4 separate regions of the Mus musculus genome follow, and all the other regions are linked to region 1. A link is a loop called in an ENCODE intact Hi-C map of the cell type or tissue named here. Cell type or tissue: left cerebral cortex. All regions are shown on one strand. Links, peaks and the distances in the headings refer to the core of each region. The heading gives the core; the rest is flanking DNA.

The links. Hi-C counts contacts between places; a loop is a spot of excess contacts. Peaks named below come from ENCODE experiments on the same cell type or tissue, not always from the same donor. Only the 100,000 strongest peaks of a DNase experiment are listed, where the experiment ranks them.
Region 2: it touches region 1 in a loop (5-fold over the local background); 19 of 42 quality-filtered maps call a loop at or near these places.
Region 3: it touches region 1 in a loop (2.6-fold over the local background); 10 of 42 quality-filtered maps call a loop at or near these places.
Region 4: it touches region 1 in a loop (5-fold over the local background); 28 of 42 quality-filtered maps call a loop at or near these places.

The regions. Positions count from the first base shown.
Region 1 is chr2:172,435,634-172,443,413 of GRCm38, forward strand. Rtf2 (replication termination factor 2) reads left to right here and starts at 4,945. Exons shown (of 9, transcript NM_025542.2): 1 at 4,945-5,106. The coding sequence starts at 5,038. In left cerebral cortex, for the core only: a CTCF peak has its summit at 4,442 (motif pointing right); DNase peaks (open chromatin) are centred at 4,859 and 5,808; H3K4me3 peaks cover 1,991 bases; H3K27ac peaks cover 852 bases.
Region 2 is chr2:172,222,962-172,230,741 of GRCm38, forward strand. No RefSeq gene overlaps it. Among named protein-coding and RNA genes, the nearest start is that of Mc3r, 22 kb to the right of the region's middle. In left cerebral cortex, for the core only: CTCF peaks have their summits at 4,160 (motif pointing right) and 5,049 (motif pointing left); a DNase peak (open chromatin) is centred at 4,191.
Region 3 is chr2:172,387,476-172,395,255 of GRCm38, forward strand. Cass4 (Cas scaffolding protein family member 4) reads left to right here and starts at 6,169. Exons shown (of 7, transcript NM_001080820.3): 1 at 6,169-6,530. The coding sequence starts at 6,495. In left cerebral cortex, for the core only: no CTCF peak of the experiment used is centred there; DNase peaks (open chromatin) are centred at 3,432, 4,809, 5,996 and 6,277; H3K27ac peaks cover 1,110 bases.
Region 4 is chr2:172,366,977-172,374,756 of GRCm38, forward strand. Aurka (aurora kinase A) reads right to left here and starts at 3,594. Exons shown (of 9, transcript NM_001291185.1): 1 at 3,497-3,594; 2 at 2,010-2,056; 3 at 1-195. The coding sequence starts at 2,051. Cstf1 (cleavage stimulation factor, 3' pre-RNA, subunit 1) reads left to right here and starts at 4,027. Exons shown (of 6, transcript NM_024199.2): 1 at 4,027-4,051; 2 at 5,953-6,153. The coding sequence starts at 5,985. In left cerebral cortex, for the core only: no CTCF peak of the experiment used is centred there; DNase peaks (open chromatin) are centred at 3,691 and 3,911; H3K4me3 peaks cover 2,095 bases; H3K27ac peaks cover 772 bases.

The DNA of each region.
Region 1 (7,780 bases), core at 1,917-6,916:
CCAGGTCCACACACACGAGTCAACTCCCGTGGGGGCAAAGTGGCTGCCTTGGATTATGACCAGAGGAGAGGGACTTCCCTTTGCTTATACTACCTTAGATCAGGTGCCTGCCCCGACAGTGTGAATAACCTTTTCACAGACACACACTCAAATTACTACTACTCATTCACCCACACAAACTCACTCACAAATACATCTCCTCCACATGCCCTGCTAGTCTCTCTTTCACACATTTCCACTGCTTTATGTGTGCGCGGGCACGGGCACACACACACACACACACCGAAACATACTCAAATTCCAATAACCCTAACCGCTGGCTCTGTGTGGCAGTGTGATGCACCCAAGGATTCCTCCTGTCAGCTCTGGGTGCAGAAATAAAGATTGGAGGTTCTGGGAGAAGAGACTATGTAGGTGGGTCTTAAGTAACCCTGTGACCTAATTAGTCACAAGGGGACTTACAGTCACACTCAGACCTATGCCTCACTTCTTTTTGTTTGGTTTTTTGAGACAGGGCTTCTCTATGTAGCCTTGACTGTCCTGGAACTCACTCTGTAGACCAGGCTGGCCTTGAACTCAAGAGATCCTCCTGCCTCTGCCTCCCAAGTGCTGGGATTAAAGGTGTGCGCCACCATCCAGGGGAAAGCAGATGGTTACACTGAATCACACTGTATGCGTAGTTTAGACGCAGAGAGCCATGCTTAGCCATCCTGAGAATGGTGAAAAGCCCTCCCAAGTCCAAGTTTCCATGTGCTGATCTAGAGCCACCCTTGGAGCTGTCTCTCCTAAGCCTGGCAGCCAGGCACACTGCATAGACATACGTCTGCCCAGAAACAAGGATTGGCAGCATCAAAAGAAACTGGCGCTCACTTCTACATTACCGACTGATCCATGTCATTTCAGTCCCAAGGCTGGATGTAGGGGTGAGCTCACACGTAGGCCGGATACAACAGGTTTGTATCAGAGCCAAGGAGCCTCTGAGGTTAGGAATGCCTTGCCTTTTACAATAGACCCTGAGCATAGCTGGTAGAGCTGTGTCTCTAAGACACCATTATTTATCTGATTTTCAGCAGCTGGCGATTGGGAAGCAGAGGCAGGAGAATTGCTACAAGTTGAGGTATCTCTATCTCTATCTGTCTGCTGGGTGGTGGTGGTGGTGGCAGTGCACACCTTTAATCCCAGAGCTCTGGGGGCAGAGGCAGGTGTAGCTCTGAGTTTGAGGTCAGCCTGAGCTAAAGAGCAAGTTCCAGGCCGCCCAGGGCTATACAGTGAGCCCCTGTCAAAAAACAATAGGTGTCTATTGGTAGATAGATGGATGAATTTTTTTCTTTAGCAAAAATAAAATCTGGTCTGCAATCTCGAGGACGAAAGTTATCTTTTAAGGTCGTCAGCTGCAGCACTCTTGAGAAGATAACAGATCAGAACAAAATGCTACATGGTCTGCTCAGATATGCAGAAATGGAAGATACACATTGCAAGGTTGGAGAGGCAGCTAGGAGCAGGGATGGGATGTAGCTGGAAGCAGGGAATACCACAGGGAACCAAAGGGTGAAGTCGGTCACTCAATGATAACAGTATCTATTTGCACTGGTTCTTTGGCTCTGCGATGTTCTAATGCCTCATCAACTTGAGCCCCGCCTTCCCCCAGTGACAGACAGCCTAGGAACCTGTGACCTGGGGCTGCTTTTCATAGTTTTACATTTCTTGAGTTCTGTTCAATCCAAGAACTGTCATCAAGAGACCCGGGTAAGTTGCTAGTGTGTGCTTAGCATGCACGAAGGAAGCCCTGACTCCATCCCCAGCACCTCACAGATGGGAGGGGGAGGATCGTCAGGATTTCGAGGTCATTTTGAGGCCACTATGTGAGACCTTACAAATCAAGCAAAGAAAGCCCTTGTCGACAAAGAGCAAACCTCACGAGAAACCCTGCAACGGCTGCAGATGCTTCCTTCTCTTTTTGCAAAGATGGCAGTGAGCCCGCCCAGACTCATTGCAGAAGACGGCCTGGGGCTTTAGAATCAAACGCATTCTCTCAGCTTTTGGAGGCTTCTTGTTGAATATGTTTTTTTCTAATAACCAACATTCTGTACCATTTCCTCCACAAGAAGAAAGAGGAAACGGTGGGTGGTGGTGACAGCAATCTGGCCTCGCTTACGTTCAGTCCACAGAGAGGATGGAAGTGGTGATGACCCACTGAGCAGCTTCCAGTGTGACAAGCACTGGGTGTCATGTATCCGTTTTGCTGCAAATACATTTTTTTTTTAAGAGAGGGTCTTGCTGCGTAGCCCGGGCTAGCTTCAAAAGCACCATCTTCCCATGTGCTAGGATTATAGGCATGTACCGCTCCCCAACAAATAATATTTATAAAACTCCTTGGGCCAGAGGGTGAAACAAGTCAGTGGATAAAGGTGCTTGCTGATCCACAGGATCCAAATAGTGGAAAGATAGAACCATCTCCTGTAAACTGTTCTCCAACCTCCACACCTGAGCTGTAGTCTACGTACGTACATGCATGCTGGCAAACCATTCAAACACATAAAATGAAAATAAGTTTAAAGACTTTTGAAAATTCTAATACACAGTTTTTGAGGCAGGAAAGATAGAAAGGAAAATTCTAAGGGACATAGGAGGCAAGGAAACTCTCACCTAGGTTAGTTTGAATTTTTCACAGAGAGAAGTGTGTCATAACTGACCAAATCATTTTTGTTTGCAGATTTATTTCTGTGAATTCAAGGCCAGCCAGGGATACACAGTAAGCCCCTGTCTCAAGAAGAGTAGAAGGAGACAGAGGAGGGGAGGAAGGAGTAGAAGGAGGAAGAAGAGGAGGAAAAGGGAGGAAGGAGGAGGAGGAGGAGAAGGAAGAGGGGGCCTAGAAACTGTATTCCTTTTAAAGAGATTCATTAAATAACTACATTAAGCCAGGCATGGTGGTACATCCCTTAAACCCCAGGACTCAAGAGGTAGAGGCAGCCATATTTCCAAGAGTTCTAGGGCCAGCCTGGTCTACATAGTGAGTTCCAGGCCAGACATGGCTACATAGTAAGAGCGTGTCTCAAACAAAAACACCAGGGCTGTTAAAATAATGTAAGAGCTGAGGCTCTGCCTCACTGGATATTGTGTCCGCCTATTACACACAAAGCCTTGGGGGGCATAACTGGGTGTGGTGGTGCACAACTGTGATCCCAGCATTGAAGAGACTGAGGCAGGAGGATCAGAAGTTCAAGATCACCCTTGGCTACACAGGCACTTCCACCTTTCCGCAAACCACCACCACTGCCAGACTATGTTTCCCTAAGGACAGAATACCTGTGAGCCTTTGGGGTTCTCTGAACCTGCACACTCCTCTCACCCCTAAACCGGGGCAACACAACCATGGCAGGAAACTAAGAGAGCCAGTTCCTAATTTTGTACTTAATTTTTGTTTGTTTGTTTTGAGACAGGGTTTCTCTGTATAGCCCTGGCTGTCCTGGAACTCACTCTGTAGACCAGGCTGGCCTCAGACTCAGAAATCCGCCTGTCTCTGCCTCCCAAGTGCTGGGATTAAAGGCGTGCGCCACCACCACCTGGCTTTAACCTTTGATTGATCTCTGCATTTTGTGGCAAGTTGCATCCTTTGAGCTATGAAATTTCAGAAGCCACAAAATCAGATGCAGAACTACTGTTAAGACACCTACGTGTGACTCTCTCCCTTGAAAGAGCCATCGACAAGTTGAGGGTGTTTAGTGTCATAAAGCTGAAGGCACAGTAAGTCACTTCTTAGGCCTGCAACCACCTAGGATCCCAGGAGCATTGGAGTCCCAGAGGACACAGCACTCCCCTAAGTGAGGGTGAAAAGGCAGAAAAGATGGTCATCTGAGACTATCTGGTCACTTTAAGCAGTGTGGGCTTCAGAATGGCCACCTTGCAGGACTGGTGTAGACACAGAAATGAAGGAGGCCATACTTATCCCAGGACTGCTCACTTATGCATACCATTTGCCCCTGTTGTTCCTCTGGGCCTACAGCTCATGTTAGTACCCCAAAGGCAGACTAGGGGGTCACTGAACCCCTTATTTGTTCTCTTCCCAATATGATCACCCTCCCCTTTCTCTGTCTGCACTAATCTCTGTAGCTGGTACAATGGGATGAGTGGCTACTCTAAGCTTGTTGGAGACACTGTAGCCCTAGCTTCTGCCCAAAATACATCTGGATACAGGGTGGAGAGGCGCTCAGTGGCTAAGAATGCTTGCTGTTCTTTGAGTAAGCACAGGATGGATTCCCAGAACCCCAGCAGCTCACAACCATATCAACTCCAGTCCCAGGAAGATAGAACACCCTCTTCAGGCCTCGACAGGCATCTGCAGTTAGGTAGCGCACAAGCAGGCCCACCCACCACGTCTTTTTTTTTTTTTTTTTTTTAATTTTATGTATTTGAGTACACTGTAGCTGTCTTCAAACACACCAGAAGAGGGCATCAGATATCATTATAGATGGTTGTGAGCCACCATGTGGTTGCTGGGAATGGAACTCAGAACTTCTGAAGAGCAGTCAGTGATCTTAACCACTGAGCCATCCCTCTAGCACCCACAACGTCTTTTCTTTTCTAAGTCTGGATTTAAAATACATGAGAGGTAGCTGAGAAGACAGATTCCGGCCATCTCCTCCTTAGACTTACAGCACTACTGGTCTGCAAAAATGCCAGAGACGCAGACCTCGGGACAACCCCGACAAATGTTCTCCCGTCCTCCCTCAGGCCCAAGCTTACGGAACCACAGAGGAAAAAACAGGGACCGCCCACGACCGGAAGTGGACGCACTCCAAGGATGCTCCAGCACGTCGCCCTGAAACCACGCCCAACTCCCGGACAAGATTTTCAAGACAATTGGTGTGGACCAAGGCCTCGCGCGGCGACCCCGCCCCTTTCGCGGCGCGCTGGTTGTGTGCGTCATCAAGGAGCGCCGGAAGTAGGTAGGGTTTCGCCAGAGACCCCGGAAGCGACGGCTTCTCGTCTTTGCTAAGGCTTCTGGTTTTTGCTACGGTTTCTGATTTCGGCTTTGGGATGGGTTGCGACGGAGGCACCATCCCCAAGAGGCACGAGCTGGTGAAGGGGCCGAAGAAGGTCGAGAAGGTCAGTGGGGACTGCGGGCTGCGGGGCTCGGGATGAACGGTGGTCACAGCGCTTGTGGAGGGTTTACTGTTTGCAGGCACTGAACAGTACGGTTAGACTGGGATCCTCCCCACAGACGCTGTGTTGATTTGAAACATTAACGTTGAACGGGACGGAGACTGGAGAGCTAGTTAGTGGCCCAGCCAGGACTGGAACGTATCTGTAGCTAGCGACGATCACGGTGATAGATGCTATTTATGGACTTTGTGTGTTTTTGTGAAAGGCTCTCACAGTGTGGCCCTGGCTGGCTGGGACTCCCACCTCTGCCTGCTGAGCACTGGGATTAAAGGTGTTGGCCAACAGGCCTTGGTATTTGAATAATACTTTTTTTAAAAATGTTTTGTGTGTGAGTGTGGTATCCAAGGAGGCCAGAAGAAAGCATCGGACGCCCGGGAGCTAGAGCTACAGGTTTTTGTGAGCCATTAATCTTGGCTGTTAGAACCAAACGCGGATCCTTTGGAAGAGCAGTACACAGGCTTAACCACGGAGCCATCTCTCCAGCCTGAGCTTTGTGTATTAAAGTCTCCCCAAACCATTCCCCTTTGTGAAGTCACACCCTTCTTAAACTAATTATCAGCTCTTAGCACTCTGAATTGGTGGTTGAGCCCAGCTGATGGTCACGTGACTGCAAGCTCCTCCTGGTGAACTCTGTGCACTGTTTTTCTTCCAGAACTAGCACAGTTTCTGCCACAGTGAATATTTTTGAATAAATGCGTGGGCATTCTGTAAATCTTACAAGACATTGAGCAAAGTGTGTACTTAATGGATGGGAAATTGAATGCCGCAAAGTTAGTTAACACCACTGACGTGGCCTAGAGTCATGAACCACTGTCCCCATCCATTTATGTGCATTTCAAAGCTAGTGTTGATGATGACTGTTTAATAATAGAAGGCACAGAATGCCCCCGATACAGTTCCCAGCACGGGGAGAGAATGCCCCCGATACAGTTCCCAGCACGGGGAGGATCATGTTTCCTGATCCAACATTCAGAGAACTTTGGGATGGGAGGTGAATCCCATCCAGTGTTGTACTTAAGACACTGCATAACTTCCTGACACATCCCTAATAAACTCCATTGGGTCCTGTGTGAACAAACCTCTGCTTGTCTTTTTGCCCTCTCTTCTGCCCCTCTTTAGCTCTTTCACTCTGTTCTAGATACCATAGACCTTGCCCCAGCGTCCTGAACATTCCTCACTCATAGTGACATCATGACTTGGGGGGGAGGGGCCACTTGAAGCAAGGTCTTGCTGTGAGGTAGCCCAGGCTTGCCCCAGCCCCCGGAGTGCTGGTTACAGTGTGTGCTGCTTGGCTCTTTCCCCTCATTTGTCCACCCAGCCTTCACCACAGTCAGCTGCAGTCACTCTTTAGGCCCGCCCCCTCTGCTGCTTTCCTTTTTTTTTTTTTTTTTTTTTCTATGATCCCTGCCTCTGTGGTTATCGACTATGTATCTCTCTCTCCCATGTGCTCTGGGATCCTTGCATGTCTTAGCTCTGCAGTCTATAAGATGTTTCTGCACATTATAGACATCCACTGAGCATATGTTGAAAGTCTGAGGACAGAGTGCCCTCGGACCAGGCCAACATGTCACATTCAAGTGTGCATAAAGTATTCATCTTACTGTTGTTGTCTTGTGCCCAGGGCTGACATGGAGTAATGGAAGAGTTGGCAAAAAACAGCCAACCACACCCAAACAATTAAAAACAAACAACAAACAAAAAACCCTGATCTTAGAAGGGTAACGAAAAGAAAGAATGATCAGGAAGAGTAGTTTTTATTAACCCATTTGTCCAAGTACTTATAAAATGCTTGTTATATATACAATTCTGGGACCTAATGGCAAATTATCCCTTCTAGAGCTTCCATTTGAAATGCCTGTTATGAAGTAATCATATAGATATGGGGTAGGGATCTGCCCCTGTCTTGGCAACACAGCCCCTAAGTCCCATGGAAATAACACTTGCCCTAAGTGAGATGTGTGGTGACTTTTTTTTTTTTTTTTTGAAATACAGTGTCACTATGTAGTCCTGGCTGGTCTGGAACTCTCTGTAGATCAGGCTAGGCTCCAACCAATGGAGATCCATCTACCTTTGCCTCACATGCTGGGATTAGAGGCGTGCACGACCACATCCAGCTCGTGGGGACTAGATAAGCTCCTGGTTGGGGACCAGTCACCAGAAAGACAAAATCGTGATCAGAAGTTGACACTTGTTTTTCTATTTTTGCTCTTTCTCTCTTTCTTTCTTTCTTTCTTTCTTTCTTTCTTTCTTTCTTTCTTCATTTATTTATATATACATGAGTTTATTTGCACCATGTGTATGCAGGAACCTGAATATATATATAGAGTGCCCTGAAACTGGAATTGTGAGCTACCTAACACTGTGAGCTTCCTAGCATGATTATTGGTAGCCCAAAACTGGATCCTCTGCTAGAGCAGTGAGTGCTCTCAAACACTGAGCCGTTTCTCCAGCCCTGAAGCTTGGCACATTTATACCCCCTCCATATTGCAGGAAGATGTTGTATCAGGTGTTGCCAGGAAGAAGTTATGTTGTGTAAGATGTTAATTTACTATATAAGTATAGGCATTAATGTTGGTACTAGGATTGAGATAGATCAGGATGAGGACCTCTTGGTGTG
Region 2 (7,780 bases), core at 1,878-6,877, 210 kb before region 1:
TAGCGCTCATTCAACAACCCTGTGTCAGTGTAGATGGGAACAGGACAATATGAGCATATATTAAAGGGGATTAGGTTGGCTCGAACGAGATGGTCTGGGTGGTCCATACAGTCACCAACAATGATGGCCTTCATCAGAGGGGCCGAAAACCTGGCAGTTGCTCAGTTCCGAAGGCTGAGTGCCTTACTGGTACCAATTTGGCACCAAAGGGCTGGAGAGTTCCCAGATTGCTGCTGGGCTTTGGCCCCTGTTGAAAGCCTGAAGCAGCTGGTTCTAATATCTGGGAAGGGAAAAGTAATGAGGGCAACAGGGTAGATGAACGCCCTAGGGAGTCTAAAGCCTGTGACCACTGAAAAATCAAGTTTCTCCTCTCTTGCACTTTACCTGGGCTGCTACCAATGGGACTGTCTGCATTTAGTGCGGTCTCTCCACATCTAGGCATTCAGGACAAGAGCCCACACACAGGCCAGCCTGATATAGACGGTCCCTCACCAAGGCCTGAAGCCCAGGTTGTGCTGTTCCTAGGTTGTATCAAGTTGACAAGCCTAGCTGGCATTCCTCTCTACAAGAAACAAGGAGTGTGGTTGACCCTTCTTGATGATGAGGTAAGAGGATAGAGCTACCGGCCCCACCCTCTGAGACTCCTGCACACAAGGGTCTCCAACCAGGCCTCAGGCTCCCAGTGACCATGCAGAGAAAAAGCCTGGGCTCCACAGATGCAAACAGCACAACGCGCATCCTGCAAATAGTCAAGGTCGGATACCCTCTCAACACAGCACTCTCTTGTTTAACAATTACCAGCTTTCAGCCTAGACCAAAGGGAAGGAGCCATCAGGGATCACTGAAGATACTAACAATTGGTCCCTCCACTTATAGAAACCCAGTATCACAAGGAAGTGTCTGGAGGAATGTCTCGGGCCTTTTACTCTGAGCATCTAAGTAGATAGTGCTACATGATGGCCTTAAGCCAGCATGGCCGTGGAGGAAGGAGGGCACAGTTTGTTCTAGTGAAGGCTAGCTCATCATATTCTTTCTCACGCTATGGTGGTGTCTTGGAAGCTCTCATTGTAAATGTTCCAGCTGGCTCTAGACAGATGCTAGGCCTAGATGAGTGAGCTCGGGGCTCATTTTGAAGGATGGCAGCCCAGTTACTGAAATGTAAGAGTCTTCCTCCACCTTGGCCTTGTCTTTGAAAAATGGATTCACTTAAGCCTTCTTCTGGGTGAGTAATGGGTAGCTAATTGACTCAACTTCAACCCTATGACCCCACCACGTCTCATTCCAACTATTGCTTGGTGACTTGTGTTTGCTTGCTTGTTTGCTTGCTTGCCTGCTTGCTTGCTTGCTTGCTTGCTTGCTTGCTTGCTTGCTTGCTTGCTTGTTTGCTTGCTTGCTTGCTTGCTTGCTTGCTTGCTTGCTTGCTTGTTTGCTTGCTTGCTTGTTTGCTTGTTTGTTTGCTTGTTTGTTTGCTTGCTTGCTTGCTTGTTTGCTTGCTTGCTTGCTTGTTTGCTTGCTTGCTTGTTTGCTTGCTTGTTTGTTTGTTTGCTTGCTTGCTTGTTTGCTTGCTTGCTTGCTTGTTTGCTTGCTTGCTTGCTTGCTTGTTTGTTTGCTTGCTTATTTGTTTGTTTGCTTGTTTGCTTGCTTGCTTGTTTGTTTGTTTGCTTGCTTGTTTGCTTGCTTGCTTGTTTGCTTGCTTGCTTGCTTGTTTGCTTGCTTGTTTGTTTGCTTGCTTGTTTGTTTGTTTGTCTGTTACTGGTGAGAAGCACAGTGTCTGGCATCAGAGATGTGGGCTCAGTATCCACCGATGCCCCCGCGGTACTGACTTGACCTCAACCTCTATGGCTTTCTCGAGAGCGCAGATCTATTCTGCTTTGAGAATCACAAAAGAGAAGAATGTCTGATATCTCAGGACTCAGAACCTATGGAACACTCCTATTCATTTCTCTTTTTAGAGAACAATGACCAAACACATCTCAGCCTTGAGCAGTGGACCTATGGTGGGTGTGTTTACTCAGACACAGTGTCTTCCTCCTACTGTGTCACTCACGGGAAAACAACAGGAAGGACCAGAGGTGCAGAGGCTACAGAAACTCAAGGTCACCAACTTCTTAAACTGCAGAAAGATCAAAACTCTTCCCAGGAGGCTAGGAAACACTTTATGTAGGAGGCCATACAAACTCAGCAACTGTATCCAGAACCCAGCCAAGTCCTTTTCTAGATTCTGTTTTTAATTAGTGCATGTTAACCATATGTAACAATGGGCTTCATTATGTCATTTTTCATACATCTATATAATACATCTTTATCATATTCAACTTCCACTACCCTCAATGGTCCTCCCCCTCCCAACTCCTGGTGATCCCCTCTCTGTTCCAACTAGTTTCCTCTTTTACTTTCAACTCATCATTCTGGATATTTGTTTGTTTCCTGAACCAATGAGTTTACCCAGCTACAGGAAGAAGGGTGAGGGAGCACTTACAGGAATATGGGCCACTTATCAAGGGCTTCACCTCTAAAGGAAATGTCTCTGCCCAGCAAACCGTCTATAAATCCCCAGGGAGAGGCAGGGCCCAGCCAGCCTCACTGCCTCAATGAGGAAATGTTGTGGAGATCTTCCCAGCCAACTGCTTCTGTGGTCAGCGGAATAAAGTTTCCAAATGTGTCCATGCTCACCCTATTGTGTCACATCACAAGATAAGAGAGACTTTGAGATGTAACTAAAGCTGGGAAATGTAACACAGGGAGAACCACCAGGTGGTCTCAGTCTGATCTGATCGCAAGTGCCTGTCCCTTTAGAGCAGGTGTTTTCCTCCTAACAGAAGCTGCAGGCCCTGCACAGGGAATCCAGGGAGATCTGAAACACCCGACGCTTTGCACAGCATCACTGGCCTCAAGGTGAAGAAACATCCTGAGGACTTCAGATGGCTTCCGGGAGCCGACTGGCCACCTTCTGCTCATCTGAACAGAAATTGTGTGTGTGGTGGTTGTCAGGGGAGGAGAGTCCTTTCATTGTTTAGACGAGTGCTATGTGAAGCTGGATTCAGGTGAGAGTCCTCAGCTGCCAGGTCAGTGTTAGCAGAGGAGTGTGTGGATAGCCCAAACCAAGCGGAGTCCCGGGGAGCTAAGCTTTTCCTATGCTTGCCTGTCTCATAACTGCAGAGCAACACTTCATGCCTCTAGTCTCTCCCCCATTGTCTCTAGAATACACCCTCTCCTGACACACCCTATGCTTGTTTATTGTTTTGATGTTTTCTTGTACATATATGAAGAGAGACCTTTGCTTTGTCCCCTGGGACTCCCAAGTGGCTAGGACAGTGCCAGGCTAAGGACCGATGAGTGGCAACCTGTGGTCCACTAAAAAGCTTAGGGGCTGGAGGTCTCATATAGCTTTGTAGTCCAGCCTGGATGTCCCTTCAGCCTCCGTCACTCTGGCTAGAGACTGCACCTAGGAAGCCATGTAGAAATATAAAGAGAAAGGTCACAACTTGAAGCAGGTTAAGGGGATGTTGCAAACAGGATTAGGAAGAGACATGTGGGGGGTTTTTTGGAGGGGTTGTTTGTTTGTTTTTTCGAGACAGGGTTTCTCTGTATAGCCCTGGCTGTCCTGGAACTCACTTTGTAGACCAGGCTGTCCTGGAACTCAGAAACCCGCCTGCCTCTGCCTCCCGAGTGCATTTACATCACTCCCTCTTCCCCCAACTTCTCTCATGACCCCTCCCACTCCCTCTCATATTCATGACTTCTTCCATAGTTATTACATGTTACACACACACACACCCACACACACACACACACACACACACACACACACACTACTGTATCTACTTAGTGTTGTTTGCCTGTTTGTGGATTTTAGGCTGATCACTTGATTAGATAATCTGTAGGGTTGGGGAACTTGTCCCTGGAGGAAACTGAGCATTTATAAGAATAAGAATAATAGTTTTAAGAGGGATAGGGTATGTACAGATGCACTAAAGTAATCACTCTGAGAACGACATGCACAGTAGAATTAAGGAACAAAGAGATGTCAGCAAGAATAGAAGACTGTATCCAAAATCTGATGAGGACTGGATGTAACCCAGGCCCGAGGGACCAGGGTAAATACCCTGCATGCTAATGCTCAGGTCCCTGGGGTTGCACTTTCTTCAAGATCCACCAGATGGCAAAACCACACAAGAAACACCGTCTCTGCCACTCAGGAGCCTGCCTGCTGCCAATCCCATGTGTTCACAGGCAGCACTCCCTGGTGTCATGGGAGAACCTGAAAGATGAGCTGACTTCATCTGTCAAATAAAGCATTCCAGTGAAGCGGCAGAACGGAGGATGGAAAGCCCACACAGCGCTGAGGACTGGCTCGCCTTCCCTAAACATGGTCATTGAGACAAAAAGGGGAAGATAAGGTACAGGAGAGAAATCTTCTCAAAATGGTAACCCAGCAATGGCAAGCACATCCTAAGGCAGGCCCCGGGTACCACTGCTGGCAGCATCACTGCTGATAGCAGCAGCATCCTGAAGTCCTTCCACATCAGGGTGAATCATCTGTAGGTATTGTTCTGCAAACATTCTTACTGTTTCTATCCATGAATTGTAATGGACATAAGAGACAGGTCTTTTAGGCAGCTTTGACCTGTGACCTTTCCCCATCACAGGCTGCTGCAACCCCAATTGGTGAGATGAGCAGGAAACAGGATCAGGGCTGGAGAGATGGCTCAGTGGTTAAGAGCACCAACTGCTCTTCCAAAGGTCCTGAGTTCAAATCCCAACAACCACATGGTGGCTCACAACCATCCATAATGAGATCTGACGCCCTCTTCTGGTGCATCTGAAGACAGCTACAGTGTACATAGATATAATAATAAATAAATATTTTTTAAAATGAAACAGGATCAACATTAATGAGAAGACAGGAGGGAAAGGTCAAGGATAGGGCTGGAGCGATGGCTCAGAGGCTAAGCGTGCTTGCTGCTCTTGCAAGGAACTTGTGTTTGGCTCCCAGCCCCCGAATAGATTGGTTCAAAACTGCCTGTAACTCCAGGGGATCTGATGCCCTCTTGTGGCCTCCAATGGCACTGCACTCACTTGCACACACCCACAGACACACCTACATACAAGTAATTTAAAATAAAAGGAATCCTTTTTCTAAAACTAAGGAAGAAATTCTAGCCACATACATGCCTTCTTGTCTCTACAAAATTTGTATCAAAAGGAGAATATCACAGTTTAATTTGCACAGCAATAGTGTTCCTTACTTTCGGTCTCTAAATTCCCTCTCCACAGCCTATGTGCAGTGATTAAAATTTCAGTTTAAAAAAAATAAGCATTTTTGAAACATATATTCTTGTGGGAGGTAGAAATGAAACTCAGAAACAAGATGAAGGTTGAGTCACCGAAAGATGTAGACGAGAACTTCCTGACCAGCAGGCACTGAGGCAAGGCCAGCTGCACAGAAAGGCTATCTAATGTCATTTCAGCCACTGGGATTTCTCTACTTGGTCCTTTGTCCTATTAGAGCATTTGAACTTTTAAAGAGAATTAACGTAATTGGAAAGGAAGGAAGCCCACAAACCCAGAAATGGTTCTCCTGATAAAACAATGCACAAATTATGGGCCATTTCAATAAAAGTGCGGCTTTCCTTCCTGTGAACTCTTAGCATAAATGGCTGAGATCACCAGTTGCTAAGCGCTAAGCTCAAATGCAGCAATGAAAAGGCCATGTTACTGCATTCGTGAGTGTCCACATAACACCCTGATGGCTGGCTTATTACTGAGGTCAAACGGATACAACCAGGAAGTCAGGTTGCTTTTTCTACTTCCTGTCAAGTGTCCAAGGGAGCTCTACCTTGGGCTCTAACTACTTATCTCCATGTGCAATGATCTCCTGGGGGTTGGGGGAAGGGAGGCTGTAGAGAGAGATCCTGACAAGAGTGTCAGTGTTCAGATATGACATGTTCTTTGCGCTCCTGTGCTCGAGCGCTGGGTCCCCAGATAGCTGTGCTATCTGGAAGACTGTAGAATCCTTGGGACATGGGGTCTCACTAGAGGAAGTATGTCACTGGGGGTGGGTGGGGGTTTAGACCCTGAAGTTTATAACCCATCCTCACTTCCTCTGCTTCCTCTGCCTCCTGGTCCTCCGAGATCCGAGCAAGCGACCTCATTCTGCTGCCTCAGCTGCAAGCCCCCACCTCACCCCACCTCACCCCACCCCACCCCCTCAGCCATGCCTTCTCTACCATGCTGACTATACCTTCAAACTGGGAGGCAAAATGAACCCTTCCACCAGGAGCTGCCTTTTGCCAGGGCATAGTAACAGAGGTAAAGCTTGAGGTAGACTCACAGGAACAAGCACAGAGCAGTGCCCGCAGCCAGCCTGGCCTTCCTTGTAGATGTCACCTGGCTGTAAATCAAGTGTGGGTGTCTGAGAGACCCTCAGGATGGCCCCCTCTCCTCCGGAACAATGGCTGTCAACAGTACAGGGCTGGAGTGACATCCAACACAACACTCAGGGACCTCAGATAGCAGACCAAGGAAGGGAACGTGGAGACAGAAAGCCCAGAGTTCTGGCTAGCTAAACTACCAGCAGCTATTTAAAAATGATCTGCCTAAAAGTTATAGTCATGATTTCTACACATATATAAACGAGTATCGAGGATTCTAGTTATGTCTCTCATTAGTGAGGGTGCTTGTAAGATGTTACAACTGTCTCAAAGGCGACTTGGAAAAAAAAAAAAAAACCCTGCACAACACAAAGCACAAGTAGAAAAGATGGTCTCTGTCACCAAGAAATAGTTAATTCTATGTCACTGGACAAAATGCATTTCTCTCTCCGCTTTCCACAACTGACTGAGTTATGAAATAGCTCAAAGGCGACCAAAATCGCAGACTATGGTGAGGAGTGTTTAAAAAAAAAAAAAAAAAAAAACCAAAAACAAAAAAAAAACTGATTTTCTTTTTCTTCCTTTTTGGTCCATTTCAGAGCCTTTGACGATTTTTTTTCTGACCCAGTTTATCAAATGAGCTGAACCCGACAGGGGGCAGGCAGGCATCGAGGCAAATGCGTTCTTCATGGCAGCTTACTCCGTCTTTCTAGACAAATGTCCCTCTGCCCCCCTAAATGATAGAGCAGGGTCCCAAATTCTTCCTGTCCTTTTGGGGTAATTGAGGAGATCATCCATCCAAGTCTCATATACATGGGAACCAGCGGCTCCTCCCTGCTCAGTGCCATCCCCTCCCCTGTGTGAAAGCCATGGCTGGGAAGCAAGCAACTATTCCTTCCTCTAGCTCCTCACAGCGGGACAAATATGACACCCCAACCCCCAGGATCACATAGTTGAGTCCTGGCCTTGATGCCCTGGAGAATCCCTCGACTGAGCCCTTCCCTCTGGGAAGTGGAAACTATCAGCTCCTTCTCCGCCCAACTCCCAAGCCCTCTCCCCACAGTGCCCTCACTAAGAAGACCCCTCCTCAGCCCCCAGGTGACAGAACTGGGCTGCAGAGACCACCTGAGGGTCTCCTACTCATGGGTTCACTTTCTGCTCCCCTCAAAAGTTCCTTTTGAACCAAGTCCATTCCAAGGTCTCTCCACACAGCTCAATAGGAAACACCAGTGGCTCTCATCCCTGAGTACAAATCTTCTCAGGGCCCATCTGACATATCTAGAGATAGTCTGGGTGTCACTGCAGGAGTGAGGGTGACCCTGACACTGTATGACACGATGCTGAACATCCTCAAATGTACAGAGCCACTGACCCCGTGCCACCTCCCACGTGTCTCGCAGGTATGG
Region 3 (7,780 bases), core at 1,435-6,434, 49 kb before region 1:
TTTGGTATAGCATTGGAAATGTAAATGAGCTAAATACCTAATAAAAAATGGGAAAAAAAAGATTTGAGTGGGTAGCTGGGGTGGGTGGTGGGTGGTGGAGACAGGGTCTCATTCTGTAGCCCAGACGAGCCTGAACTCACTGTTTCACGCTGACCTTACACCATGGCCTTACAGCATGAATCCTGCTTCAGATTCTCGAGTGTTCGTATTACAGCTGTGAACCACCATATCTGACTTGGTCTCTTTATTCGTTAAAAAAAAAAAAGTGTAAGGCTAGAGAGATGATGGCTCAGCAGTTACCAAAGCTTACTATTCTTTCAGAGGACCCAGGTTGGTTCCTTAGAACCCACATGATGGCTCATGACCAGCTGTAATTCAAGCCCCAAGGGACCTGACACCCTCGTCTTGACCTCCACGGTCACGAGGCTCACATGTGGTACACATACACACATGAAGACAAAGCACTCATCCATGTAAAATAAAATAAAATATAAGTGTAAAAAGTCTCCAGGCAGGGCCGGTGAGGTGGCTCAGTGGATGAAGGCTCGTGTCACCAAGCCTGAGCACCTGAGAGAAACAGCTCCTGCGTGTTGTCCTGGCTGTCACACTATGGCATCTGTGGCAAGCTGTTGCACACTACATACACACACACACACACACACACACACACACACACACACACACACACCATGGTGCTGCAACAAAACACCATGACCAAAAAGCAATGTAAGGAGGAAAAGGTTTATTCAGCTTACACTTCCATATTACTGTTCATCACTAAAGGAAGTCAGGACAGGAACTCACACAGGGCAGGAACATAGAAGCAAGAGATAATACAGAGGCCATAGAGGGGTGCTGCTTACTGGATTGCTCTTCATGGCTTGTTCAGCCTGCTTCCTTATAGAACCCATGCCCACTCGCCCAAGGATGGCACCACCAACAATGGAATGGACCCTCCTTCATCAGTAATCATCACTAATTAAGAAAATGCTTTGGGGGGCTGGAGAGATGGCTCAGCGGTTAGGAGCTCTGACTGCTCTTCCGAAGGTCCTGAGTTCAAATCCCAGCAACCACATGGTGGCTCACAGCCATCCGTAATGAGATCTGACTCCTCCTTCTGGAGTGTCTGAAGACAACTACAGTGTACTTACGTATAATAAATAAATAAATCTTTAAAAAAAAATGCTTTGGGCTGGCAAGATGGCTCAGCTGGTAAGAGCACTGACTGCTCTTCTGAAGGTCCTGAGTTCAAATCCCAGCAGCCACATGGTGGCTCACAACCACCTTTAATGAGATCTGATGCCCTCTTCTGGCGTGTCTGAAGACAGCTACAGTGTAGTTATGTATAATAATAAATAAATTTTGGGCTGGAGCGATCAGAGGTTCTAAAAATAATTCAATTCCCAACAACCACATGAAAGATCACAACCATCTGTACAGCTACAGTTTACCCATATACATTAAAAAAAAATAAATCTTTTTTTAAAAAAATAAAGAAAATGCTTTATGGGTCTGGAGAAATGACTTAGTTGTTAAGAACACTAGATAATCTTTTCCAAAGGACCCAGGTTCAATTCCCAGCACCCACATGGCAGCTCACCACTGTCTGTAGCTTCAGTGCCAGGCGATGTGACACCCTCACACAGACAAGCAGGCAGAACCCCAATATACATAAAATAAGAATAAATAATTTAAAAGTTTTTTTTTTACAGGAAAGAAAATGTCTTACAACCCGATCTTTCTCAATTAAGGTTCTCTTTTAAACAACGAGTTTCTGTATCAAGTTGACATAGGACTGTGCCACACACACACTAAGCAAAGTTATATCTACTCTGCAACTCTGCCTAGCACATCTACCAGACAGAGCTTATGATCTTTTCTGTGGTCCCAGGGATCAAACCCAGGGTCTTGCACAAACTAGGCACACACTCTACTCATCAGCCACATCGCAGGCCCAATCATGACCAACCTTTTTATTATTATTATTAGATATTTTCTTTATATACATTTCGAATGCTATCCTGAGAGTTCCCTATACCCTCCCTCTGCCCTGCTCCCCTACCCACCCACTCCCCCTTCTTGGCCCTGGCATTCCCCTGTACTAGGGCATATAAAGTTTGCAATACCAAGGGGCCTTTCCTCCCAGTGGTGGCCGACTAGACCATCTTCTGCTACATATGCAGCTAGAGATATGACCTCCGGGGTACTGGTTAGTTCATATTGTTGTTCCACCTACAGGGTTGCAGACCCCTTCAGCTCCTTGGGTACTTTCTCTAGCTTCTCCATTGGGGGCTCTGTGTTCCATCCTATAGATGACTGTGAGCATCCACTTCTGTATTTGCCAGGCACTGGCATAGCCTCATACAGCTATAACAGGATCCCTTCAGCAAAATCTTTCTGGCATATGCAATAGTGTCTGGGTTTGGTGGCTGATTATGGGATAATCATGACCAATCTTGATTGACTCAAACATCCACATATTTCCCGAAAGACTGAAGTAAGATCTCAGATGCAGATAGATAGGTAGATAGATAGACAGATTGGTATAGATAGATGTGTGTGTGTGTGTATGTGTGTGTGTGTGTGTGTGTGTGTGTGTGTGTGTGTGTGTACACAGACAGACAGGGTCTAAGCACCATCAATCAGCACCACCATTACACCTGAAAATGTGATGTCACATTAGCAAGGTGGTCACATCCAGCCAGTGTTTGCACTTCCATACAGATGTGTCCTAACAGAAGCTCCAGGGGACCCCTTTGTCATCTATTTCCCCGGATGAATTCAGTTCCTCGTAAGTAAAGCACCTATCACAGTCCAGCTACTTTTTGAGACTGCGCTTGATGCTCAGAGAAACAGCTGCCACATGGCACACCAAGCCTGAAGGCTGGCCCAGTCCCAGGTGACTGGTAGGTAAGCCTAGACCTGGCCCTGTGGCCCTAACCAAACCATAATGCGCTGGAGTCCCAGCTTCAGTGTGTGGCAGCCCGTCACATGGTACAAATGTCAGCCAACAGGACACAGCCTGCCACCACTATCCTCCTCTCTGCTGAGCATTGCAGAGAGCATGGGAGACCCTGGCAGGGAGGACTGGCTGCCCCATCACTGTGAACCCACAGCGGGACCTGGGGGTTTGAGGTCACTGGTTACCCACAAGCTCCTCTCTGTCCTGGTTTCACAGCTTTTCCAGGTGTTAAAACAAACACCACCACAAGAAAGGGGGCGGAGATGGGGGCGGGGGCAGGGGACGAAAGGAGCAAAATCAAGAGTTCTGTGGCTAGAGAGCATTGCTCTAGTAGTGTGGAGAGCTGGGCTTCTGATATTGAAGTCTTATTTCTTCGACAGTTTCATGCATATTCACATAATGTATTTTGAGCACACACACCCCGTACACACACTTATATAAATATAGAATCTTTTTAAAAAATGATTTCCGAGTATTGTGTGCATTTTGAGTGCCGGGAAATCCTCGGTGGCTTACAGGCTCACATGCAGAACGGGTTTAAGGAAGCAACTTCAGGTGAGTTCTGTGGAGGCCGTGCATGACCATGAAGATGTGTGCCCGGTCACTCTTGCATTCACTCGGATGACATCTGACCAAACACTCACCTCTGATCTCTTCCTCCTGTTTCCCTAATAAGTGATGGCATTTGGGCATGGACCTTGGGTTTTGGTAGTTTTCTGGATATGTGTTTGTTAGGGATGTTATTCACTCTCAGGAATTTTCTCAGATCCCCACATCCATTTTTGCCTTTAGAAATTAGTATAAGTAACAAATGCTTTTTTGTTGAGTTCTGCCTTATTTAAAGCATCAACATTGGCAGAGGCTTGGGCTATAGGTCAGTTGGCAGAGTGCTTGGGCTATAGGTCAGTTGGCAGAGTGCTTGGGCTATGGGTCAGTTGGCAGAGGCTTGGGCTATAGGTCAGTTGGCAGAGGCTTGGGCTATAGGTCAGTTGGCAGAGTGCTTGGGCTATAGGTCAGTTGGCAGAGTGCTTGCTTGCCATGCTCCAGGTCCTTGGTTTGACACCCAGCACCACATACATGGGTATGGTGCCTATAATCTCAACACTTGGGAGGTGAAGGCCGAAGGATCAGAAGTTCAAGGCCATCCTTAGCTACATAGAAAATGTGAGGCCAGCCTGGGCTACATGAGACTCTATTTCAAAACAAAGGAAGGGCTGCTGGGAGTGGTGGTGCACACCTTTAGTTCCAGCACTCCGGAGGCAGAGGCAGGAGGATCTCTGCAAGTGAGTCTAACCTGGTCTACAAAGTGAGTTTCAGGTCAGCCAGTAATATTACACACAGAAACTCTGTCTCAAAGAAAGAAAAAAAAAAAAACAAAAACAAGAAATAAGAAATAAAGAAAGGGAAGAAAGAAGGAAGGAAGGAGGAAAGAAGGAAGGAAGCAGGCATGAGGGGATCACTTCAGTAAATATCTGGACTTAAGGTCAGTGGCATAGCAGCTGAAAAGATGCTCAACACCGTCTGTAACTGCAGTTCCAGAGACTCTGACGCCTTCGTCAGGCATCTGTGGACATTGCCTGCACATTTACAGACATATGGGCAAAACACCACACACGTTTTTTTAAAAACTGGATGACTGATGGAGAGTGGCCTGCTACCAGGGATGCCTGGCTCGGTGAGCGAGAGCACGCCTTCTGATCTGTCCCTGTGCAGAGCAGTGGGCTGAAGCTCTTATGATTCACAACTCCTCTCTGCAGCTACAGCGTTTCCTAAAATGGAGCTCGCACTGCCTCTGATCTGACGCACCCCACCCTTTTCAGAATGTGTCTCTCTTGTGAAAAGCCTTCTGGAAATTACTACTTCTTCCCTGTGGACTTTGGCAGGGAGCATGTGGCTGACAGCTACTTCTATTTGCTAAGACAGATTCACACCGTAGTCCAGACTGGCCTAGAACTCTGAGGTGGCCCAGAACAGCCTTAAAGTCGCAGCTGTTCTCCTGTCTCAGCACTGTAGATGTGGGGGTGGGAGCATGCCCGGTTCTACATTTGTCTAGAGCCTGTTCATCCTGTCTAGTCATTGTCACCCCCTTTCGCTACTGTCGCCTGCAGATTGCTGATCACTGGTTCCTTAAAGACCATTTAAAATAGAGACAGCATTCTATCTGTTTGCTTGTTTTGATTGCATTTATTTTATCTGGGGAGGGAAGTATGCACACGAGTGGCAGTATGCATGCAGAGGTCAGAAAGACAGCTTGCAGGAGTCCTCTTCTCCCACCGTGTAATTCCAATAACTCCAACAAGTTTTCAGCTTAGCAGCTGACAGCTTCACCCACTGAACCATCTCACTGGTTCAATTTTTTTAAATTTACTTTTTTTTTCCACTTTGAGTTCGGGGCTGGCCCCAAACTTACTTTGTAAGTCAGGCTATCATTAAACTCACTGAGATTAGCCAGCCTCTGCTTTCTGGGAGTGCTGGTATCAAAGGAGAGTGCCACCGTGGTCTGGCTATGGCATGCTTTTTAAATCTCACACCTGGGAGGCAAAAATAGGTGGGTCTTGGTGAGTTTAAGGCCAGCCTGGTCTACAGATCGAATCCCAGGGGAGCTGGGAGGAGCTGCTTAGAAGAGGGGACCCTTATGCTGAAATGAAATGAAGCCTAAGCTAGTTTTGGGTTTTTGTTTTGTTTTCTTATTTGTTTGTTTGGTTTTTTTGGGGTTGTTTGTTTGTTTGTTTGTTTTTGGTTTTGGTTTTGTTTGTTTTTTGGTTTTTTTTTTTTTGTACTCCGTGGCTCCTCTCTGGATATTGGGTCTGAGTTGAGGGAAACTTTAAACTTGGGAAGTCGTGAGGACTCCACTTCATGAGTTCAGAGCACTCGCTTGACACAAAGAGCCAAGTGTGGGGCAGTATCTGGTGCTCTCAGCAGCGCCCGCTAAAATATAACCACGGAGAATTGGAGTGAAGGTGTAGAAAACGTGGGGTTCAGAGCAGGGCAGTTTACTCCTGTTACCCCAGCTGTCACACCGCAGGGGACAGGAAGGAAGACATGCTGACCCTCAGCGGAAGTCCAGCAGCTTTGCTTCATCATGGAAATGTGTTGCCTCGCTGGGTGGGAATTGTTCCATTAGTCTTCAAGGGACAAGAATGCGGTGTGATCCTACGCTGGGCTGCTCAAAGTAGGAACTTCACCTTGTAAAGCAGAAGGGTGGGTTTTTTTTTTTTTTTTTTTTTCTCCTTCTTCTTCTTTTGTGGTTTCACACAGCAAAGGAGTGTCAGCCTCCACTTACCATGAAGTGGGACAGCAGGCATGGAGGCGTGGGTGTGGCCTGAAGCTCTGGCCCCGCCTCCCCCGTTCCTTTCATTTGACTCTCTTTACTTGAAAGAATCATCTCGACTGTTTCCATGTGTTGGCAAACAGTTCCATAGAATCCAGCTCCTGGGAACCAGCCAGCAGCATGCAGTGATATTGCATCATTGGTCCCTGGAACCAGATATATCAGCGGCAGAACTCCGAGGACCCTGCTCACATCACAGCCATGAGAGGCACCAGCATCAGAGAGGGTGCGCCCAAGGTGAGTGACTGATTGGGGCTGAGTGCATGAGAGCAACAGTTGACTCAACTGTTTTTATCTTTGGGTCTCTAATGAACACGAAGGGTAGGTTATTAGTGGCAGGCAGGTTTGGAATGAGAAAGCTTTGCTCTTTACCAGTTGTTGGTTTCAAGATGACTGGAAATGATGGGGTGAAATCGGCAGGAGGCAGACAGCCCAAGCCCCCACTGTGTGTCTCTTCACCACTCAGCAAACTTCTTAAACATTCTCTCTTTCTCTGCATCCTGAAGGTGCTTAGTGTGGCTCTCAAGGATTCTGACTGGCTTGGGGCACTCACTTCTCTTGAATAGAGAGAGCTTAGACCTTGGCTCTACTCTTGCTAACTCCAATAAGGACACCCATGAACTGCCTTCGTGTTCCTTTGGGCGCTGGGGACTGGAACTCTGGTACAAACTGCAAGTCTGGGCCAGGAACCAAGAGACGGTCCTATAGCATATGTATAGCATGGCACACTGCTAACCCAAGAAGGGCACTGGAGCCTGAGATGTGACGATGGTACTTGCAATACAGGCATAAGGACCTGAATTCAGTACCCAGTACCCACATAAAAAAACAAAAAACAAAAAACAAAAACAAACAAAAAAAACAGGCATGAAAGCGTGTACCTGTAACCCCAGAGACGGCAAGGAGGTGACAGCAAGGTCCCTGTAGTTCTCTGGCCAGCATCCCTAAGACAAGCAACTCCAACTCCACACACACACACACACACACACACACACACACACACACACACACACACAAATAAAGTGGGTGGGTGATGGAGAAGGACATTGTGACATCAACTTTTGGGTTTCACACACCCATACTGTATGCGGGGGCTTGGGGAGAAGGAGGAGAGATCACAAGGAAAGTGAAGCTCACAGTCGTTGCTTTTCTGTCCCCTCCTATTCTTTCAAAATGTGATAGAATGGTAGATACAAAAGAGCCATGAAACAGTTGCTAAATGGGAGGCTGCTTGCCGGAATTAAATGTTGCTTGTCATTGTGATAGTAACAAGTGTTGGGCGTGGGATCCAGGGCTGGGGTCTGTGGCGACTCCTTGTTTAGATGACTTGTAAATATCTGAGTTGAGAATCTTGCCCCACAAAGCGCTGGGGAAGTGAGTAGTTGAGCCAGCCCCACTAAATCTTTCATCCAAAGGCATCCCCGCAGTTCCGGGCAGTCTGTCTCTCCGGCAGTCTGTCTCTCCGGCATACGGCCTCTGTCTGTACA
Region 4 (7,780 bases), core at 1,237-6,236, 69 kb before region 1:
AGGAACACTGGCAGCTGGCAACTGCTTTGGTGCCGGCTTCTGACCTGCTCCAAGTTTCTGGGCTTGTGAAGGGACACGCTGGGAGTTAGAAGGACACAGGACCCGCTGGGCCTGGCCACTGCTAGCAGATCCTAGGTTCTGAGACGGAATCTGCTCAGTCACCAAGACGCGTTTCGGACCGAAGGGAACAGTGGTCTGAGATGGAGAGAAGACAGGCGTTATGGCTTCAGGAAAGGCTGCTGCTACCCCAAGAACCAAGTGTCCTTTGCAGTCTAACAAAACCCCTAATATCTTGTATGACAAATGGGAATGGGGGGCAGAGAGAGGACTGAGCAGTCAAGAGCACTGCCTGCCCTCTCAGAGGCTCTGGCTCCCATTCCCAGCATCCACGCGGTGACTCACAACCACCTATAACTCCAGAGCCAGATCTGACCCTCTCTTCTGGCTACATGCAGGCAAACATTCATCCACAAAAGATATAAATATATAAACAACTCTTTAATAAGTAAAGTAAAGGGGAGGCGGCTGAAGCTGCCTTATTGTGCACGCGCCCTAAGGGAGGACTCGACCGACTCAAACCCCGCTTCCTTAACCACTCGCGAATAAGCCGCCATCCAGGGATGGAAACCCTGAGCACCTGTGAAACCCAGCGGCCCGGACGCTGGCACTCCACACCTGTGATCCAGTACTGAGGCTGAGGCAGGAGGGGCACTGACTGAGTTCTAGGCCAGCCTCTGCGCCTGAGGCAAACTTTATTGTTACTGAAAGTTTATATCAAATCCTTGCAGCAATTTTACGTTTAGGAGAAAAGACGATAGAATCATCCTCAAGCAATTTTGAAAAAAAAAAAACAGTCTAAATCTAAGGTTATGCTGGGCTTCCAGGGCGTATTGCCGTTCTCTCAGATCATCCATCCCCTGGGTCTTTCTATCACAGCACTTATTTGACCACGTCTCACTGTGTAATCCTGGCCAGTCCCAGACTCACAATATAGAACAGCCTGGCCTCTATCTCAGTCTGCCCACTACTGACTCCTAAATACTGGGATTAGAGGTGTGCCCACCAAGCCCCACCCAACAGAAATATTTTTTAAGAATGTTATCTCCAAAACTAAAATGCATAGAAATTATGTTTTTCAATAGGAAAAAAAGGACAAAGAAGACCACGGAGGCCTTGAAAACAATCACTACTGCACGGGATGATCTGTGTTGTGTCAGTCTTAACGAGATCTTAAGACTAAACTAATCACACTCAGAGACGCTGGCACTCCCTCCTCCTTAAATGAGGCGCTCAGGATCCACCATGAGCTCAGAGGGTCTGAGGTTTCCACAGCAGAGCCATTTCCTGAAGAAACAGAGGCTCAGGTAGCCTCCAGGCAGGGTCAACCTAAAGTTTCTACCCAAAGCCACGGAGGAAAGGATTCGATTCCACGAGCACTGTACAGATTTGCTCAGGGACTAAGGTCTTTTACAGCCAAGCCTAAGGACCTGGGTTAGGGTCTCTGGACCCACTCTGACAAGTTGCTCTCTGACCTACACAGTGGCATATGCATAGGTGCACACAAACAAAATGCACATCATTTAAAAAATACCGATTGTGGGGGCTGGAGAGATGGCTCAGCGATGAAGAGTACTGGCTACTCTTCCAGAGGTCCTGAGTTCAATTCCCAGCAACCACATGGTGGCTTATAACCATCTGTAATGCCCTCTTCTAGTGTGCATGAAGACACATTCATAGTCATAAAATAAGCAAAGAAATCTTTTGTTTGTTTTCGTTTTGGGTTTGCTTTTTGTTTTGTTTTGTTTTTAGTTTTTTTCAAGACAGAGTTTCTCTGTGTAGCCCTGGCTGTCCTGGAACTCACTCTGTAGACCAGACTGGCCTCAAACTCAGAAATCCGCCTGCCTCTGCCTCCTTGCATCCCCAGTGTTGGGATTAAAGGCATGCGCCACCACGCCCGGCAGAAATAAATCTTTTAAAAGCCGAAATTGTAAATACAGGTAATTCTGTACCTTAACAGGCCTGGAGACACAGTTTTCTTTACATCTGTCCATGTCACCTGAAAAAGGAAACAAGAGCCTTTCTTTTAGGAGGAGTCCAAGTCCTTCACCTTCGGATCTACACCAAATGACCTTGATGGTTCTCACTCAGCTCAAAGATTTACTACAAGAAAGTTGCACATGCCACAGGGTTCCCCTTTTCAGATCAGGGAAGCTAGGCAGGAGGCAGAAGCCCTGAGCAAAGGACTGCAGTTGCAGCTACCTCACACTCCTGGGCCCCAGACCAAGGTTAATAACCAGCCCTGCAGTTTAGCTTTCCCATAATAGCTACACCAGGGTCTTATCCCTAAGAGGTTTCTATTTCCTGTATTTGCAGTGGAGCCAGGATTTGTTTGTTAGGTTTGGATTTTTTTTTTGAGACAGGGTCTCCCTGGGTAGTCCTGGCTGTTCTGGAACTCATTATGTAGGTAGACCAAGCTGGCCTTGAACTCACCGAGTTCCTCCCTCTGCCTCCAAAAGGCTGGGATTAAAAGAATGCAAGACCACACCTAACCTTTATGTTTGTGGTAGAGACAAGAGTTCCATGGATCCCAGGCTGGCCTTGAGCATGCTATACGGTGGAGGATTACTCTGAACTCCTGATCCTCCCGCCTGCAGTTCCGCAGTGCTAGGACCACAGAGGTCATCACCATCCTCGGGGTTCCAAGTGCTGGGAATGGAATCCAGGGCTGGCTAGGCAAGCACCCTACTAACTGAACTACATCCCCAGACAGGCTCTCACTTATTAGCTGTGGCTGGCCTTAAATCGAAGGCTAACCTCCTGCCTCAGACTGCTGATGTAAGCAACCACACATTTAGGTGTGTGTGTGTGTGTGTGTGTGTGTGTGTGTGTGTGTGTGGTGGGGATGGAGGTGTTGAGGTAGGGACGTATGTGGATGTAATTTAGGCTGGTTTTTCGGACCTACTGTGTAGCTGAGGATGACCTTTGACTTGATCCTGCCTCCACCACCTTACTGTTGGAATAAACAGCGGCGGCCACCACGAAGGCAGTGTTCAATCCTAAAACTTCTGGAATATTCTACAAACTGAGCTTTAGCGGGTCTGCGCTTTGAAACAGACCCTCAAGTAGTCCCGACATAAACTGCTCAGAAGGCTGCGGGAAGAGCAGCACCAGTCCTGGGCACTCTACGAGGGAACTCCCGTTCATCCACAGACTCGTCGAGTCGACTTAGACTCTGATTCTCCACCCGAAGCAGTCCCCAATAAGCCGCAGTTCCCGCATCCACCATCGGTTTGCAAATTACTCGGTTAGCTGATGGTCTGGATCCCCATTCCCACAAGAACCTAAAACCAAGCCGGGAAATCTTAAACGTCTGGACCTTTCTTAAACAGAATGCAAACCCACTGAGACAGTCCATTACCCCGACGCCACACAGCCTTCCCTATCCGTTTGCAGCATCCAGGCTCGCCCTCAACAGCCATGTCCCTTTCCAACTCACAGGCAGGAACCTGCTCCCGACCGAAGCCTCCAAGCGATCCCGGTAGCTCAGCCGTTACAATTCAAAGGTTCTCCTTTTAAAATAGGAGTCAAACCCTCTACTCCAAGAGCTGATTGGCTAGAGCCGGAGCAATGCCGTTCTGTGATTGGCTCACCGTAAACGCGACTATGGGAAGCTCGTTCCCTGCCGTAGCTGGGCGCAGGCGCACTGAGCTGTCGGAGCCCGGAAGTGGTGCACCAACGGCCCGTCCGATCTGCGGCCGTTCTATCGCCCGCCGTGCTCCCCAGGATCAGGCGTTCGCCAGTCACACACAGCCCTTTGGATTCAAGGCAGTCGCGGAGGTGATTAGTTCGGAGACGGTGAATGAGCGTCTCGAACGTGCCAGTGAGTAAGATGGCGAGAAGGGCAGACTTGCGAGGGAGCAGGGATGCTCGGCGCTCGGCTGCATGCCCTTTGCACGTGCGCACTGGGTGTGCACTCCGAGCGATCGATCGGGCACGATTCGCTCCTCCATTTTTCTAGAAGAGAGCGGGAGACCGAGACCCTGATCTGCGGGTACGGGGTCAAGGGGGCGTAAGGAAGCGGGCTAGTGTGGTTGGCTAGGGTCTGTAGTGGATCACGTGAAGGACCGGGGCTAACGGAGAGGATGGCAGGAGGCCGCTCGCCCCAAGTCCGTGTCCTAGAGTTGGCCGGCCCGGCCTGCACCCCGGCTCTCAAAGGGCCTCGGTCCCGGTGGGTCCAAGCCGGAATTCCGCCCTGAGCAGAAGTGGTCGCGCGGCTTCGCTTTGGGCCCCCTGCATTCCCCGGTGTTAGCTTTCCGGGGGCGAGCTCCTCCGGTCTCGTGCCTCGGTGTCCCCTCCGGGAAGGATATAAGTTATCTGTGTCCCATTGGAAGTTAAGCGGGGAGTTAAGTAAAGGCTCAACCTCCTTCTCCCACCCCCGTTTTCTTTAAATGTCGTGATACAACCCCAGATGTTTCCTGACAGGAGTAAAGATGATAGGTCAAATGGTTAAGTTCTGGGCTCTGGAGTGTGCAGGCTCCCCCTCAACTTTGAGGGGAAGGGGAGGGCTTAACTTGAACGGGTGCCCTAGATTCTTAGAACACATTTCACCCTCTGTTGTGTCCCAATATCTTATGCAGGGGTAGATTTGTATTCATTTCTTTCTTTTTAAAAAAAAACTTATTTAGCTTTATTTTACATGCATTGGTGTCTAGGTGGCAGGCCCCTTGGAACTGGAGTTAGAGACAGTTGTAAGCCGCCATGGGAATTGAACCCAGGTCCTTTGGAAGAGCAGACAGTGCTCTTAACCACTGAGCCATCTTTCCAGCCCCCATTTCTTTCTAATGAACACGAATATATTGAATAGCTTCGTTTAGTGATTGGATGCTAATTAGGTGCTTGGCACCGCATCTGCCAGTAGGACCTGCATGGTGTTATTATTGTTAAGAACTCTGGTCAGTACTATGCTGTGTGGCCTTGCTAGTCATTTGGTTTAAAACTGAGCCCGGGGTGTCTGTCAGCAAGCATTGTAACTCTTGGCTGTTTCTCCAGGCTACCTTCTTGCTTGATGTCTCCAGACTCCTATAGTCAAACATCTAACCACACACATACTTATCAAATTACCCACCCAGGTTGATTAAGAAATCAGTTTTGTTTGGAGAGCTTAGATCTTAAGAGTATAATGTGTTTGGATTTTTACATTTATTTGTTTTGATGGTAATCATTTTTTTGTTTGTGATAGGGTCCCACTATGTAGTCCTGGCTGGCCTGTGATAGGGATCTATAGACAAGGCTGGTCTCAATATCACAGGGATCTGCCTGCCTCTGCATCCCAAGTGCTGGGAATAAAGACATGGGGCATGTGCTTGACACATTTTTATTAAGCAGTTTAACTTAGGATCTTCCCAAAGCATTGAACTTAGCTTATTTTTTCATTCTGTTATCCTTATTTGTTTTTTATGATGTATTTGTGTGTTCATGTACTACCTCATCAAGTTGTATAATTATAATAATGAGCTCGGTTGCCTGGAAACAAGTTTTAAAAATAAGCACAACAGTCACTAGTAGATTTACATTCCAGCTGGTGTAAAGTGGTCCAGGCAGCCACCGAAACATTGCAGACTCCACAGTTGACAGAAGAATCGGAGGGATAGCAACAGGGAATAAAAGTTTATCAGCGAAGAGAAGATGGTCAGGGATCCTACTGTATCTATCAGTGATGTTATTTTAATAGTTTCTTTATGCACTTTCTGTGCACCATTTTGATTAAACTCCAGTAACTTAGGTAACAGCTGAGGAGCCTGAACAGAGAAAGCAAGGTCGCCATCCTAAGATAAAACACCTACTGAAGCTGAGATTGAAGTGTGTGTTACGCCTGGCCTAGGAGCCCTGTGTTTCCAGGGCCTGGGGTGTGCCTCTCCCTGCCTTTTACTCAGTGCCTGGTTTCTCTTGCAGCGGTCAGGGAAACTGTCATACTCTTCTGCAAAATGTACAGAACCAAAGTGGGTTTGAAGGACCGGCAGCAGCTCTACAAGCTGATCATTAGCCAGCTGCTCTACGACGGTTACATTAGTATCGCCAATGGCCTCATCAATGAGATCAAGCCCCAGTCGGTGTGCGCCCCCTCGGAGCAGCTCCTGCATCTCATCAAGCTAGGTAAACCGTGGGTGTGGATTCCAGAAGGACGGTCTCCAGGCTTGCCCGGGGCAGTTTATGAAATCACTCCTGTGTACCTTCAATGTGGATGTATGCAGAATACAGTGGTGGTACTGAAAGAGTGGGTGGAGTCCAGGGGACGAAGCTGCTTCTCATATATTGTACCCATCTGCCGGGCACTCCCCTCAAGTCCCAGCTCAGGACTCACGGCCCTCTCACCCCTATAAAGATTACCCTGTCTCCTCCATGCTCCTCCGCTTGGTTCCCTACTTAACAGACACTGCTTGCTTTGTTCTTTGTCTCAGTTCCACGCCGTCTTCACCTTCCCGTTCCATACTCACCAGGTAGACCAGAATTTCTGTTGATATTAGGATCGTGGGTTAGCCATTGATACCTGTTGAAATAAATAATTTATAAAGGGACCTGGTGCTGGCAAGTTCCAGCTACCCACCCCAAAGATTTACACACACCCACAGCCTTTATGTTTGACATGCCTTAAGCATCACTGCTGCTGGGCCACTTCCTAGCCTTACTAAATTTTATATTCTACCTTGGCTGCCCTGGACCCAGAGGGCTGCCCAGCTGGGCTGCACTCTCCTGGCTTCTTCACCCAGCCATGCCTCGCTGTCCTCCACTCTTCTCAGGCATTGTCTCCTCCACCTTCTCTTCCTGGCATGGTGGATCTCCTCCCTCTTCTCTCAGTCAGGAATCCTAAAAGTCCCACCTCTGTCCTGCCCAGCCATTGGCTGCTGACATCTTAGTGTCTTAGTGTGGACAGTCATATAAGCAGTTTTGGAGACACAAATCAACATTATAATGCACTCAGCATAGGCCAAACCCACTACAGATACCTGCCTTACCCCCTCCGCAGTGTTTGAAATCCCCCAGCTGCATCCAACGTTACTCCGAACATTTATGGGAAGTTTGTTTTGTTTCAGGTTGCTTTCAGTCTATTTCCTGCTTTCAGCAAGTGATTACCACACACGCACACACACATGCACATAGGGAGAGGTGTTTTAAGACTTTAATTCTAGATATCCTTAAAAGTGTATAATGTTGGGTTGGAGAGATGGCTCAGCTGTTAAGAGCATGACTGCTCTTCCAGAGGTCCTGAGTTCAAATCCCAGCAACCACATGGTGGCTCACAAACATCTATAATGATATCTGATACCCTGTTCTGACACATAGGGTATATGCAGATAGAGCACAAAATGTATGCATAAAGTAAATAAATGATCTTTTTTTTAAAAATACATGACATTGAAGCAATATAATATTGAAGACTTGTTCTGATGGGTTGTATTTAAATTTTTTAAACAGCCAGGCAGGTTCGTAGTTATAGCTGAGGCCGCTTTGTTTTGTAAAGCAGGAGTTGAGACCACAAGAGTTCTTGATGTGCTTCGAGTCCCTGTACCAATTACTGTTATTTTTATGTGATACATGAGGTTATGTTTAATCCAACCCTCTCCTGTTTGTTATGAGGGATGATTTTTATTATTTTGTGTGTGTTGTTTGCATGTTTGTGCATATACTATATGAATGCCTGATGCCTACAGAGGCTAGAAAAGGTCACCCAGTCTCCTAGAACTGGTATGAGTGGTTGTGAGTCACCAAGTGGATGGTGGCA